2 separate regions of the Homo sapiens genome follow, and region 2 is linked to region 1. A link is a contact called in ENCODE Hi-C data. All regions are on one chromosome and are shown on one strand. Each heading gives the region's core, a stretch centred on a gene start or an enhancer-like site at or near the end of the contact. The rest is flanking DNA. Distances are from core to core; before and after follow the strand shown.

Region 1 (6,563 bases), core at 1,685-4,184:
TATAAATAGGGAACAGAGATGATGACAAAGCAAGTCATAAAAACTAGTGCAACAAACCTAACTTGAAAGTAATTTTCCTTTACTGATATTGTTTGACTATATCCCCACCCAAATCTCATCTTGAATTCCCACGTGTTGTAGAAGGGACCCGGTAGGAGGTAATTGAATCATAGGGACAGGTCTTTATTGTGCTGTTTTTGTGATGGTGATTAAGTCTCACGAGATCTGATGGTTTTAAAGAATGGGAGTCTTCCTGCTCAAGCTCTCTTCTCTTGTCTGCTACCATGTGAGACATGCCCTTCACCTTCCGTCATGATTGTGAAGCCTCCCCAGCCACATGGAATTGTAAGTTTATTAAATCTCTTTCTTTTGTAAACTGCCCAGTCTTGGGTATCTTTATCAGCAGCGTGAACATGGACTAATACATATACCAAACAAAAATGCAAAGGATCCCCCACAAATTCAACTTCACTCTTTGCAAAATGTCATAGCTCCAAAATGATCACAATATATAGACAAAATTAAAACTCAAAAAGTGAACAGGAACGATAGAGTGGTAAAAAATGAAGCAGGATAAATAGACATCATAAACAAAAAGATAATTTAAAAAATAGTAAACTATGAGTATTAAAATGATGAAAATGAATAGATGATATTAGGTAAAAGAATAGTCTAGAAGAACTATGTAGTATAGGAATAGTTTAAAAATAAAAAAATTAAACAATTCTCATAAAGGAAGGAAATAAAATTACAAATGGTTCTAGAAATTCAGAAGTCCCATGATTAACATCCTAACAAGAGGTAAATAAGGTCCCTTGGAGTGACTGTTCATTATTCTCCCCAACTGCTGAAGTTTCAGGGGTTCCTTATTCCTGGACAAATATCCCTAAAGAGATGCACATTGTCCATAGGATGCCTCAAAGTAAGGTCTGCACATGCACACATATGTCCATCACAGTGCTATTCATAATAGCAAAGACATGGAATCAACCTAGGTACTCATCGGCGGTGGATCAGATAAAGAAACTGTTGTACACTTACAACATGGAATAACTACATGGTCATAAAAAAGAACAAAATCATGTCCTCTGCAGCAACAGGGATAGAGTTGGAGGACATTATCCTAAGCAAATTAACGCAAGAACAGAAAACCAAATATAATGTTCTCACTTCTAAGTGGGAGCTAAACATTGAGTACACATGGACACAAAAAAGGGATTAGACACTGGGGCCAACTTGAGGGTGGAGAATGGGAGGAGGGAGAGGACTGAGAAACTACCCATCAGGTACTATGCTCATTACCTGGGTAACAAAATAATCTGTACACCAAACCTCCATAACGTGCAATTACCCATGCAACAAACCTGCACACATGTCCATGCTAAAACTAAAAGTTCGAAAGAATTTTAAAAATAAATACAAAGAAATGTAGACCACATTCCCAACTACTACTCAAAACAAAAACAAGAAGAAAAGAAATCACATTACAAATAGCACATACATTGAAGGCAACTAACTTCTTCTTCTTCTTTTTTTTTTTTTTTTTTTAGAGGGAGTTTCGCTCATGTTGCCCAGGCTGGAGTGCAATGGCGCAATCTCAGCTCACCACAACCTCCGCCTCCCGGGTTCAAGCGATTCTCCTGCCTCAGCCTCCCGGGTAGCTGGGATTACAGGCATGCGCCACCATGCCCAGCTAATTTTTGTATTTTTAGTAGAGATGGGGTTTCTCTATGTTGGTCAGGTTGGTCTCGAACTCCTGACCTCAGGTGATCTGCCCGCCTCAGCTTCCCAAAGTGCTGGGATTACAGGCGTGAGCCACTGCGCCCAGCTGGCAACCAACTTCTTAATAGGCTTTTTGGGGAGGAAAAACTGGGCTCTAACAGGGACCTGCTTAAAACCCTATGCTCCTAGAGAGCTGGGCCACCAGCATGAAGCACAGAGACTGGGGGTAACTGGCTATTAAACTGAACAGAGCTGAACTCTACCAGAGACCTCCAGCTTTATGGAAAGTGCATGCTAACAGTGTCATCAGCCTGTCCCTTTAATCTCAAAACACCTCACCAATTTGATTCTCTTCCTCAACATACAGCCTAGAATATGTCTTATCTCAAGCTTCTCAAGCTACAGAAGCCAAGGCCCTTCCGGTTTTTAGCACCTAAATGACAGTAGTGAGGACTAAGATGAGAGGTGGACCAAGGTCACATACTGAAGAGAGCATAAGCAGGACACTAGAGCATCGTACTTGGCAGGGTTTTTCAAAGTTAGGTTGTTGGACGACCTTGCCTCAGAATCTCTAGGGGTGCTAGGTCAAAGTGAGATTCCTGGACCACATCACAGACCTAACAAGTCAGCATCTTGGAGGTACAGCCCAGGAATCTGCATTTTAAAGAAGACCGTCCCCTCACCTCCCACCCCAAATGACTGGTATGCTCTACAACTTTAAAGATGTATTGTCATTAAGGGAAAGTGGAATCAGGGTAACCTCGGGGCGAGCAGCCAAGGAACAAGGAGAAAAAACTGGGGGAGCATCCAACAGCAACAGCAGGGACAAAAGGAGACAAAGCCATAGAAGCAGAAAAGCAATGTGACGGGTCACAGTAAATTTTCTGGACTTAAGTAGGACTTCACTGGAAAAGCTACAGTCCCCTTGCCCCTACAGGCATGCCTCTGCAGCTATTAAAGGCATGGTACTCTGACAGATTACAGCTCCTTGCTAATTAAATTGTAAATCTTGTTTCAACTGTTTAAGAAAATCAAGGACACTAAAATGCAGTCATCTCTAAGCTAGAGTAGAGCAGCTGTCTTATCTTGAAAGAACACAGCACCCCAGCAGAATCTACATCAGAGGGAAAGCAAAGAGTCCCTGGGAGCTGGAGATGAGACGAGTGAGCTTGATAAAGTGCAGTTAAATGTTACCGGAACACTATGTACTAAACAAAGTTTCAGTAACAATCTGACAGCCTGCTTTTCAAATTTAAAGCCTACTCAAAAGGTCAGACTGCCGCACATCTCCAATCTCCTGCTCAATTCTAGATAGCTTCTAAAGGCCTGGGTCTCTCCTGCTTTCTGAACTATAACATTAGTGTTTCTCAATCTACTCATTTTAATAGAGTACTCCAGAGCCACACATCCAGAAGGTTCTTCAGAGGTCAACTTGCTATGCCTCTACTTTAAGAAAGAGCTCAGCTACAAACTGTGTTTACAAAAGGTATCTCTGCTTGTCCTACTAGTTCATGCCAGGGATTCGAATTAAAATGCTCACATTTTTATTGAAAAGACATTTCTCACACACTCTCACCCAAATGTCAACCTCCTGCAATGGGGAAAAGGGGTGATACATATTAGTCAAGGAGTTGGTGATGGGAACCTTCTTTTACCTCTCTTCAAGTTTCCATGGGACATCATCAATATAACACACATGACCTCTCCCCACGCACTCACTTATTTTATTCCATGGTAAGTGGAATGATCTATATGATGAGTGAGTTTGGAAAAGAAACAAAGCAGGCATTCTTCAGCCTTATTTTCCCATTTCTCTGCTTGCTGGCAGACACCTCTGGTCTGATGCTCTGTTTCATCAGGATTGCAGAGATGTCCATGGTTTTCTAGCCCTACCTAGGTAGGTGAGTCTCCCCAAATTGGAGAAAGGAGCCAGGAAATTATTATTGCCATATGCCTGACCCACATTCTCCAAACTAGCCTTTATTACTAATAAAGGGGCTATTTGGAATTTCATCTGCCTTACTCATTATCTCTCTCATAATTGGTTCAGAACTAGGTGGAAAGAAAGTGGAGTAGTGTATAGGTTGCCCTCAAGTCCCCAACATTTGGCTTCTATTATACTTTCGGTTTAGGAAAGACTCAGCATAAATCTTTTTGGTTAGAGGAATAAAGGGGATCCTCTCAGCCTAATGCCAATAATTCAGACCGTGGAGGAGAATCACCTCCTAACACAGCTACATTACATGCATTTGAGGGTGATTATTGGTAGAAAAACAAAAACAAACCAAAAATGCGCCAGTTGCACAGGACTTATGTAGGTACGTAGGTAAAAATTACTATTCCATTTGTAGACACTATTGCTCTGTGATCTACCCTTTATTTTTGGTTGTGAGTGGACTAAATATAGGTGCTCTGTTTGCCATTTCCATAATGTTTGCATTTTCTCGCCTCCAGACCTTCGTACACACCACCACCCATGGAATGGCCTCTGTTGGGGCCACGATTGTTCATGTGGAAAATGCCTGCTTATCCTTCAGGACTTATTTCAGATTTTAACTCACCCTGATCTTTTCAGAGTTAAATACTTCTTTGTCTTACTATAGCATCTCATTTATAACTCTATTAGTGTGTGTGTGTGTGTGTGTGTGTGTGTGTGTGTGTGAGAGAGAGAGAGAGACAGAGAGAGAGAGAGTCCTGCTCTGTCATTCAGGCTGGAGTGCAGTGGCACAATCACGGCTCAGCAGCCTCAACCTCCTGGGTTCAAGCGGTCCTTCCACCTCAGCCTCCCTAGTAGCTGGGACCACAGGTGCATGCCGCCACATCCAGCTAATTTTTTTTTCTGGTTTCTGTTTTGGTTTTGGTTTTGGTTTTGGTAGAGATGGGGTCTCCCTATGTTGCCTAAGCTGGTCTCAAACTCCTGGGCTCAAGTGATCCTTCTGCCTTAGCCTCCCAAAGTGCTGGGATTACAGGCCCTCACTTTTTTCACGTCTTTCCCTCCTCTCAACACCTGCACCATTACACTGGGAACTCTGGAAAGCATAACCATCTTTTATATCATCTTTATCATCCCCAACCCCTAACTCAGTGCCTGGCATATGGTAATGCATAATAAATATGTGAGGAGTGAGAGGCAAGTAAAAGAAGAAAAGAGACAGAGACATGGGCACAGATACAGAGAGCCAGGTAGAAGACAGAAAGAGAGAAACAAGGATAAAGACACACAAAGAGGGACCAGAAAGGTGGAGAATAGGCATGCGGGGGGATAAAAAGAAAGGAAGAAAAGAAAAATAAAGTCATAACCACATAGTCTCCCTCCTCCTACCAAAATACTTGCTAAGGTCTTACTGAACTCTAAGGATAGCTATGAATGGGAGAAAACTGGCCAACACAACCAAGGACCATGACAAATGTAAGTGGCTGAAAAGCAAAGGGGATGCTTTGAAAAACTCTGCCTAGAATCCAAGCAGATCTGCAGAACCGCACTCTTGTTGCTAGCCCAAGTGTAGGAAGAAGAGAGAGCTTACGTGCAAAAGGTATACATGAACCCTCCCACAAGTGGAAGCTTTCTATTTCGACTGTGCTATGAAGAAATGATTTATCTGCTTGCTAACAGCATTTCCCAATCCTTCTTGTTTCATTATTGATATAAAGAAGAAAAGAGTTTAAACTGATTCATTTTTTCTTTTGACCTCTAAACCACATTTGCTTGCTTACCTGATTGTGGAACTTTCAGGAGATTATTTAAACTTTCAGGTTTGCATCATAAGGTACTTTTTCTGTAGGCATGCCATAAATCTGCGAGATGAACTGTGATTCATTCCTGTAGGTATTAGTATGTCATTATGTAAGCATTGCCAATAATGAAAAAAAATTACTAGCAAATGTTATGGCAAAGAACAAATAAAAGCAGCTATATCTAAGTATTATATCTCTATATTATAATAAAAGATGGGCTGTGTATAAAGAAGTAATTTATAACAGCTCACAAGCAACTCAACATTTTTCAGATGATTATCAGCCAAATTGTCATGTACCAAATAGGAAATTAAACAAAACAAAAAGTCATACACAGAAATAACCAATTAGAGATTCTCCTCTTTACACTGTTTTCTGAAATGAATTGGATTATTTCTCCACAAAGACATAGTAGGCTCACTAAGGAGGACCACGGTATGTACAAAGCATTTCCCATGTGTACCACAGCGTGTCTGTATTAGGCAGTCAAATCCTAGTGGCCAAGACCTAAGTAACTCCTTGGTTAGCATTTATGACTACAGTGTGTGTCAATAGGCTTTTATGTTTCTTTGTTGGTTGTTGTTGTCATTTTGGCAAGGGGTGCTATTTTGTTTTGTTTTGTTTGTTTTGTTTCAAACTCTATGCAACCAACATTTATTAGCAGCTCCTGTTTGGCAAATACTGAGCCATACCCTAAAGAAACTTTTTAAACACGAGTAAGGCTCAAACCCTGTATTCAAGGATCTCATAGGTCTTTCGATTTTGGCAGTGCTACAAATACAGACATTCTGTCTGCTGCTAGCCTAGGCCCCCATGGAGCTCCTGGGAAACTTAACAGAGAGCAGGCATAGAGGTCCAATCTGCCACCCTCACCCTCTCCCTTTATCATCAAACCTACCTGTCTCACCAGTTTCAAATGACTCTTCCAACCCTTATTTTATTTACCTTTGTGTCAATGCCATTTGTCTATTTCCAACATCCCTCTAAGCAGATCATATGTGTTTTAAGTACAAAAATAGGTCTTACTTATTTTGATGTCATCTAGAGCAAGGAATTCAGTGTGTAGATTAATAAACTGTTTCCATCTGTCTTACCTTCCTAATGGT
Region 2 (6,563 bases), core at 2,270-4,769, 1.0 Mb before region 1:
ATTTATTTTCTTATGGAAATTTTGAAAAGCATAAAAAATGCTGAAAAAGCTAACCTTTAGGTCTAGCATGGTGATTTATAATCCCATATCTGACAATCATTCATAGGAAAGATTATGGTATGAATTGCTAGAGGCTTTAAAGAGACCCAAAACTTGATGAGTCCGTCAAGCTTTTTCCTGGTTTCATGATGAGAAAGACAAGAGGGCGTGTTTCCAGGAGAAATTTCACAGCACCCCTAAAGAGCCGATGCTTTAATTAGAACAATATTTCAAGTGTCAGTGGATAAGACTACTAAATAAAACTGGGGGATAAGCTGATGGAGGTGAGAAAGTCCTTGAAGGCCCTTTAAGCTCTCTGGAGAATAGAGCAATGTGTAATATACATCCTAGAAGAGAACAATAATTAAATATGATTTATGCCTCCAGATCTCAGTATAATCAAATGTCCTCTTATTTTTCTCACTAGTGGACTTATGTTTTGTTTTCAATGATTATGTTTATGATGCATTAAATTTCTTTACAGACAATGAAATGTTTAGCTTCTCTTTTTCACATTACCACTGTCTGTACTGTATTTTATGCTGAATTTAGATCTAGTCTATAGGCATGGTAGAAATATGCTGTTTGCTCTATCTGGGATACCCTTTCCTTCTTCCTCACTGCTGTTTCAGAAGAGTAAGTCTTGTATCTTCTTTGGGACTTGGCTGAAATTTCCTTCACGAAATCCTTTTATAATCCAAGAATACTGGAATTGCTGTCCTGCCTCAAAATACTTTTACCCCTCTGTTTCTTCATGTCCTACCACTTATGCATTGTGCCTCTCTATTTGTTCCTGGGTTTATGCCAGGAAGCAATAAACCTCTATATTGTTGTAGTTCAAAACTTGGACTCCCGAATCACAATATACCTGCACTGCTAACTTTGCAGCTAACTAGCTTTGTAGCCTTGGGAAAGTTATTTAGTGTCTCTGGGAATTAATTTTTTATATGTGAAATGGAAATGATCCCAGGTAGTTTCATAGGGCTGCCATGATGATAGTATGAGGTAATGCATATAAAGAACTTAGCATGGTGCCTGGCTGAGTAAACTGTCCAAAATTGTTTTCATTATTTTTAATATTATTGTTTTCTGTGATGACAAGAAATTGTGGTTCATAGTAGAGACTGAAGAATATTTAATCAATAATTAAGAAACATTTCTTGTTTCTCTGTCTATTCAGGAATCAAGAAAGTTATTTTATTTATTTTTTAAGGCGGTTACTTTAAATTTAAAACTAAACTATTAATAAACTAAAAGTGTCAAAACAAAACTCTTCTGTTCTGCCCCTCATAAATGGGAGAGCAAAATAGATAGTATCTTTAGAGAGGGAAGATACTGGAGCCAGATAGATGTATTTTGGGTTAAACTCAATGTAACAAAGACCATTTTCAGTAGGAAGTTGTAACAAAAGACTTTGATAGCAGAGGTCAGTTTTTATGTCATTACGCAGTATCTGTCTTTGGTTTGAATTACTGGTGCTTTCTAAAATATTACATATACCCACATTCAAATATGCAAATAACATTTTAAATTATTTGATATTTTAGATTTTTCATGTTGTGTTTTTGTTGCATGAGTAAATCATCTCTCCCTACTATGAGAATCTGCCTGTCTACGATAGGCAGGAAATCCAGTAAGTTCAGAGAGTCATTACCTTAGAGGATGTTTGTATTTGGTTGGTGCAAAAATAATCGTGGTTTTGCCATTAAAAGTAATGGCAAAATCCGGCCAGGAGTGGTGGCTCATGCCTGTAATCCCAGCACTTTGGGAGGCCGAGGCAGGTGGATCACCTTAGGTCAGGAGTTCAAGACCAGCCTGACAACATGGAATTAACCCTATCTCTACTAAAAATAAAAAATTAGCCAGGCGTGGTGGCTCATGCCTGTAATCCCAGCTACTCGGGAGGCTGAGGCAGGAGAATTGCTTGAACCTGGGAGGTGGAGTTTGTGGTGAGCCGAGATCACGCCATTGCACTCCAGTCTGGGCAATAAGAGAAAAACTCTGTCTCAGAAAAAAAAAAAAAAAAAAGGATGGCAAAATCCACAATTACTTTTCCACAAATTGAACAATCACTGATTGATCTCCCAGTTTAGATACTAATGTGCAACTGTCATACCTATTTGAAAGGAAAAGCGTTAACCAGCAAAACAGAAACAAAAGGAAGATAAGATTTCTTATAGTCGTCTTCTTTGTTGTTAGTATTTTAGGTTTCCTGTTGGGGATTACTTAAGTGTCAAGTTCACCACCTGGCTTTCAAAGTCAAGAGGATAATGAAAATTATTATGCCTTGCATTTACATACTGTTCTGCAATTTATAAAATGCTTTCACAGCAACCAGTTCATTATTCCTTGTACTTGCCATTCTGGATGAAGACAAATCAGCAGAGAGCTGTGAACCTTGTGTGGATTATTGAATCTTCCAGGATGGCTTTGAATGTATCACAATATGGCATAGTTGGGCTCTGAAAATGTTACTAAGTTGTTGAGAAGGATATGTTGTTCACTGTAATAGACAGTGTTCTATTTTGGAAGACTCACAAAATAAACTTCCTACTACCATAATCTAGGGAATACCTGTCCATCTCTTGAGCAATTTAATCATATGGACATTGGCACTATGGAACTGATTTGAAATCTTCATATATTGACTGATAAAATGATCAAATCTGATTTTGCCAAAAAGCAAGAACAAGGACGCAAGACTTACATTAGCCTCATTCTTGGCTACCTTAAATGGCTCTGTGCTTTTTTCTTCTTTATCTATTTCAAATTTATGGTACCTTGCCATATTTATGTGTCACTGTAAACTACTTCAAGTCCTTTTTTTAAATGAAGAAAGGCATACATTATTAAAGTGTTTTGCATGTAATATTCTATTTGAATCTCACATGAGCCCTCTATAAAAGGCATATTACTAACCCAATTTTAACTATCCACCCATATTTCTCACTCTTTTCCCCAAAAACAGTTAGACATTTTCTGCAAAGTTTGAGGCTGGCAAAGATCTATGATTGGGATTCTGTGCTCTGTAATCCTGGATCCTGCTTTGTGTAATAGATCCCAAGTGCAGGCTTATGCAAGCAGACAGCCTGGAATCCATGCCAGCACTGTGTCTCTCCAGCACTGATTAATTTCTGTGCCTAAAAGCCATGTGTTCATCGTGGATGATAAGCTTGTTGCACAAACATAAGCTAACCACATTGAGTAAGTTTGGCATTAGTTCTGCATGAACCCCAGGGAGAAGGGTATTAACCAAAAGGAATAAAAAAATTCCTGCCAATTTAGGCATGAATGAAATGTTTTAAGGCATCTGTAGACTTTTACATACTAATAAGAAAAAAAACATATGTTTTATAAAGCTGATTTGCAATTCATTTAACCAAACAGGTTGCACTGAGGAATTCCAGGTTCTAGACTTTGAAAGTGGTCTAGACATGTCCTTAGCAATGGAGGCACATGAATACAAATAAATATAAAATCACTAATAATCAAAACATGCCATCTATCGTACTAACTTTGATGGAAATACTTATATACAAAGAAAGTCATGACACTATTTTGTGGTGTACCAAAATATGATTTCTATGCATGTAATCATAGAAGCTTGCAATTTCCAGATCAGTCTTCTTTTCCTCCTCCTCCTCCTCCATAAAAAAAAAGGCAAGCAAAGAATAAAGAAAAGGAAAGAAAAAGGGGAAAATAAAATCTGTGAAGGAGCACAACCGCATGAATAATGCCATCATAGATTGGATCACCTTGAGAATCATGCTCTGTTTTCGTTTTCCCTTTTGTGTTAACATAGAAACAAAGTTCCACCTTTACATTGTTCTAAAAGAATTTTTTCATATTTATGGGAGAGAAAGGTGAAGGGAGGCCATGTGTATGTGGTCCAATTAGAAACATAGGCTTTTAGAGCTGGCAGGAAACCTGGGGATCATGTACTGGATTCTCCCACCTGGTGCAGGAAGTCTTTCTGCTGCATCTCTGACAGATGGTCAGCGAGCCTTTGCTGGGAAACCCCAGCCGTGAGAAACTTAGCACACGCCCACTGCCACCACCACTGTGGGGAAGAAGGCTTGTTCAACCCTACAGCCATCCTTGCTAACTTCTTTTTTTTGTGTTCTTGTTTTTTGGAGCATTAAAAGACAGCACTTCCTTTCTACTATATGACAACCCTTCAAATCAATGAAAGAGCTGTTATGATTGTCCTACTATGATCCTAAGTTAAACCCATGAGTTTTCCTCATCTGCTCAACATGTGGTATTGCCTTCAGAATCTTCACTAGTCTGGTCACTCTACTGTTGATAGAATCAACCTGTTCGTGATTGTCCTAAAATGTGATTACCCAGGGAGGGATCACTTAGTTTGGGCTGCAGTGGGACTATGAATCCTGTGTTGAAATTACAAACTACTTTTATTGGCCTGGCCTAAGATTGCATTGCTTTTTAACGGCTGCATCAACATTATTTGCTTTTTGTAAGGATTAGAGTTACATAAACTCTCTAAATATCTAAATTTTTCCATTTAACATGATTTTAGCCCATAATAGTTTTTTTAACCACATACTTAATGGTAAGATCATAGGCTAAGTTTAACCACATACTTAATGGTACGATTATATGCTAAATCTAATAAAATTAATCAGAATTTATAAATGTATATCAGAATTTGTGAATTTATCAGAATTCACAAATTCTGATGAATTTATCAGTTTAACAAATTTGGATATGTGGCTCATGCCTATAGTCCCAGTACTTTGGGAGGTCTAGGTGGGGGGATCACTTAATCCCAGAAGTTTGAGTCCAGCCTGGTCAACATAGTGAGACCCCCATCTCTACAAAAAATGTAAAAAAGAAAAACTTGGTCAGGTGTGGTGGCTTATGCCTGTAATCTCAGCTACTCAGGAGACTGAGGCAGGAGAATCACTTGAGCCTAGGAAGCAGAGGTTGCGGTGTGCCGCGATGGTGCCATTGCACTCCAGTCTGGGCCACAGAGTGAGACCCTGTCTCGAAACAAAACAAAAAACAAAACAAAGAAAAGAAAAGCATATTTTGTCGTGGTGGCACACACCTGTAATCCCAGTTGCTCTGGAGGCTAAAGTGAGATGATTTCTAGAGCCTGGGAAGTTGAGGCTGCAGTGAGCCATAATCTTGCCACTGCACTCTAGCCTGGGCAGCAGAAAGACCCTGTTTCAAAACAAAAATTCAGAATTGCATGTAAACCAACTCCCTCCAAAATTCTTGATTTTTGTGCTACAGATACATTATCCAAACTTTCTTGTAGGTAAGTCTTATTTTGAATCATCTTTGTATGTAACCTAAATATTTTTTTCTTTTTCTTAAGACAGGGTGTTGCTCTGTCACCTATGCTGGAGTGCAGTGGCAAGATCACAGCTCACTGTAGCCTCAACCTCCTGGGTTCAAGTGATCCTCCAGCCTCAGCCTCCTGAGTATCTGGGGCTACAGACCTAAATATTTCTATGTAACTGGAGAATCTGGAACTGGTACCTTACTCACATGTGGTAGGAATAGTCATGTCTGACTATATTATGTGTGTAACCAGGATATTGAGCAAGGATACTAATATGAAAAAGTATTCTTTATATTTTTCCTCTTTTTTTTTAAACTTATTTTAACGAATACTTTTTTTCTATCCTTAACAACCCACTGGCAGCTTCTGTGGCTTTTCCTGCCAGTTTCAATTAATGTAAATTCAGTTTAAAACACCTTTCACACTCCCACTTAAATGTCATCTTCCTTTCTCCCACTAGTACCAGGTAGGCCTTGGCTTGAGATACTTGGAGTGGGCAGGATGCTCTTTCACTCTCCTTCAATCCCTGGGAGGGGAAAGGGCAGGAAGGCAGGGCTCAAGGAGGTTTGCTCTGTCTTGGAACCCAGATTATCTTCCTATATCAATGTATAACTCCTCTAGTGTTGAGGGTTGTGATTGGCAAGAGTGGAGAAGTGATGCCACTTGCATGATTTCTCATAGTTCCCATCCCTCTGCCTGACACTGAGTGCCACTTCATGGTCTTAGGAAGCAAGTGTCAACATGCTGAAACTTGCATGGAACGCTGCACAGTTCTCTCACATCCTGTGGGAGATCTCTATCTGGCTGAACCTATAGCACCATTTCTTCCTCATAGATCTCAACACTGGCAGAATGTCCCAGGCCCTCTTAGCAACTGGCAATTGAGTCGTGTAGTCTTGCACTTGTAGTCTTGACAAGTGATATTTTTGAAATCTCTTTTCTTTGGTTTGGGGAAGGGAAAAGACCCCTCCATTTCCTTATTTGAAAGGAAGAGAATTAATGTCTTAGCACAAGCACTGGACATGTCCTAAGGACTGTGATCTCATGGTTCTCTCTTTTGCTTCTCACATGTTGTCTACATGTAGAGTGAAGGCAATTGATGGGGGTAATGGAGGTTCTTCTAATTCTTAGTGGGGTATGTATGTGTGTGTGTGTGCGCATGCACACATGTAGAGTGGTCTTCTTTAATAATAAGAGTTTCTGTTGAGGTTGT

Evidence for each region. A loop is a pair of places that touch in the nucleus more often than their neighbours do. Pooled maps may share reads with other maps.
Region 2: a loop to region 1 is called in a pooled map, with 5 times the contacts of the local background. The contact joins two enhancer-like sites. A Hi-C loop is called at or near these places in 9 of 50 pooled maps.

The regions. Positions count from the first base shown.
Region 1 is chr7:136,029,907-136,036,469 of GRCh38, reverse strand. It overlaps a transcript of LOC105375523 not described here. Among named protein-coding and RNA genes, the nearest start is that of MTPN, 56 kb to the right of the region's middle. Within about 2 kb of position 2,934, at least 7 of the 41 ENCODE cell types and tissues checked have a DNase peak (open chromatin) inside an H3K27ac peak, as active enhancers do.
Region 2 is chr7:137,078,512-137,085,074 of GRCh38, reverse strand. The region is part of intron 1 of LOC349160 (a long non-coding RNA gene); the gene reads left to right. Among named protein-coding and RNA genes, the nearest start is that of MIR490, 180 kb to the right of the region's middle. RefSeq lists a silencer at 3,909-4,101. Within about 2 kb of position 3,519, at least 3 of the 41 ENCODE cell types and tissues checked have a DNase peak (open chromatin) inside an H3K27ac peak, as active enhancers do.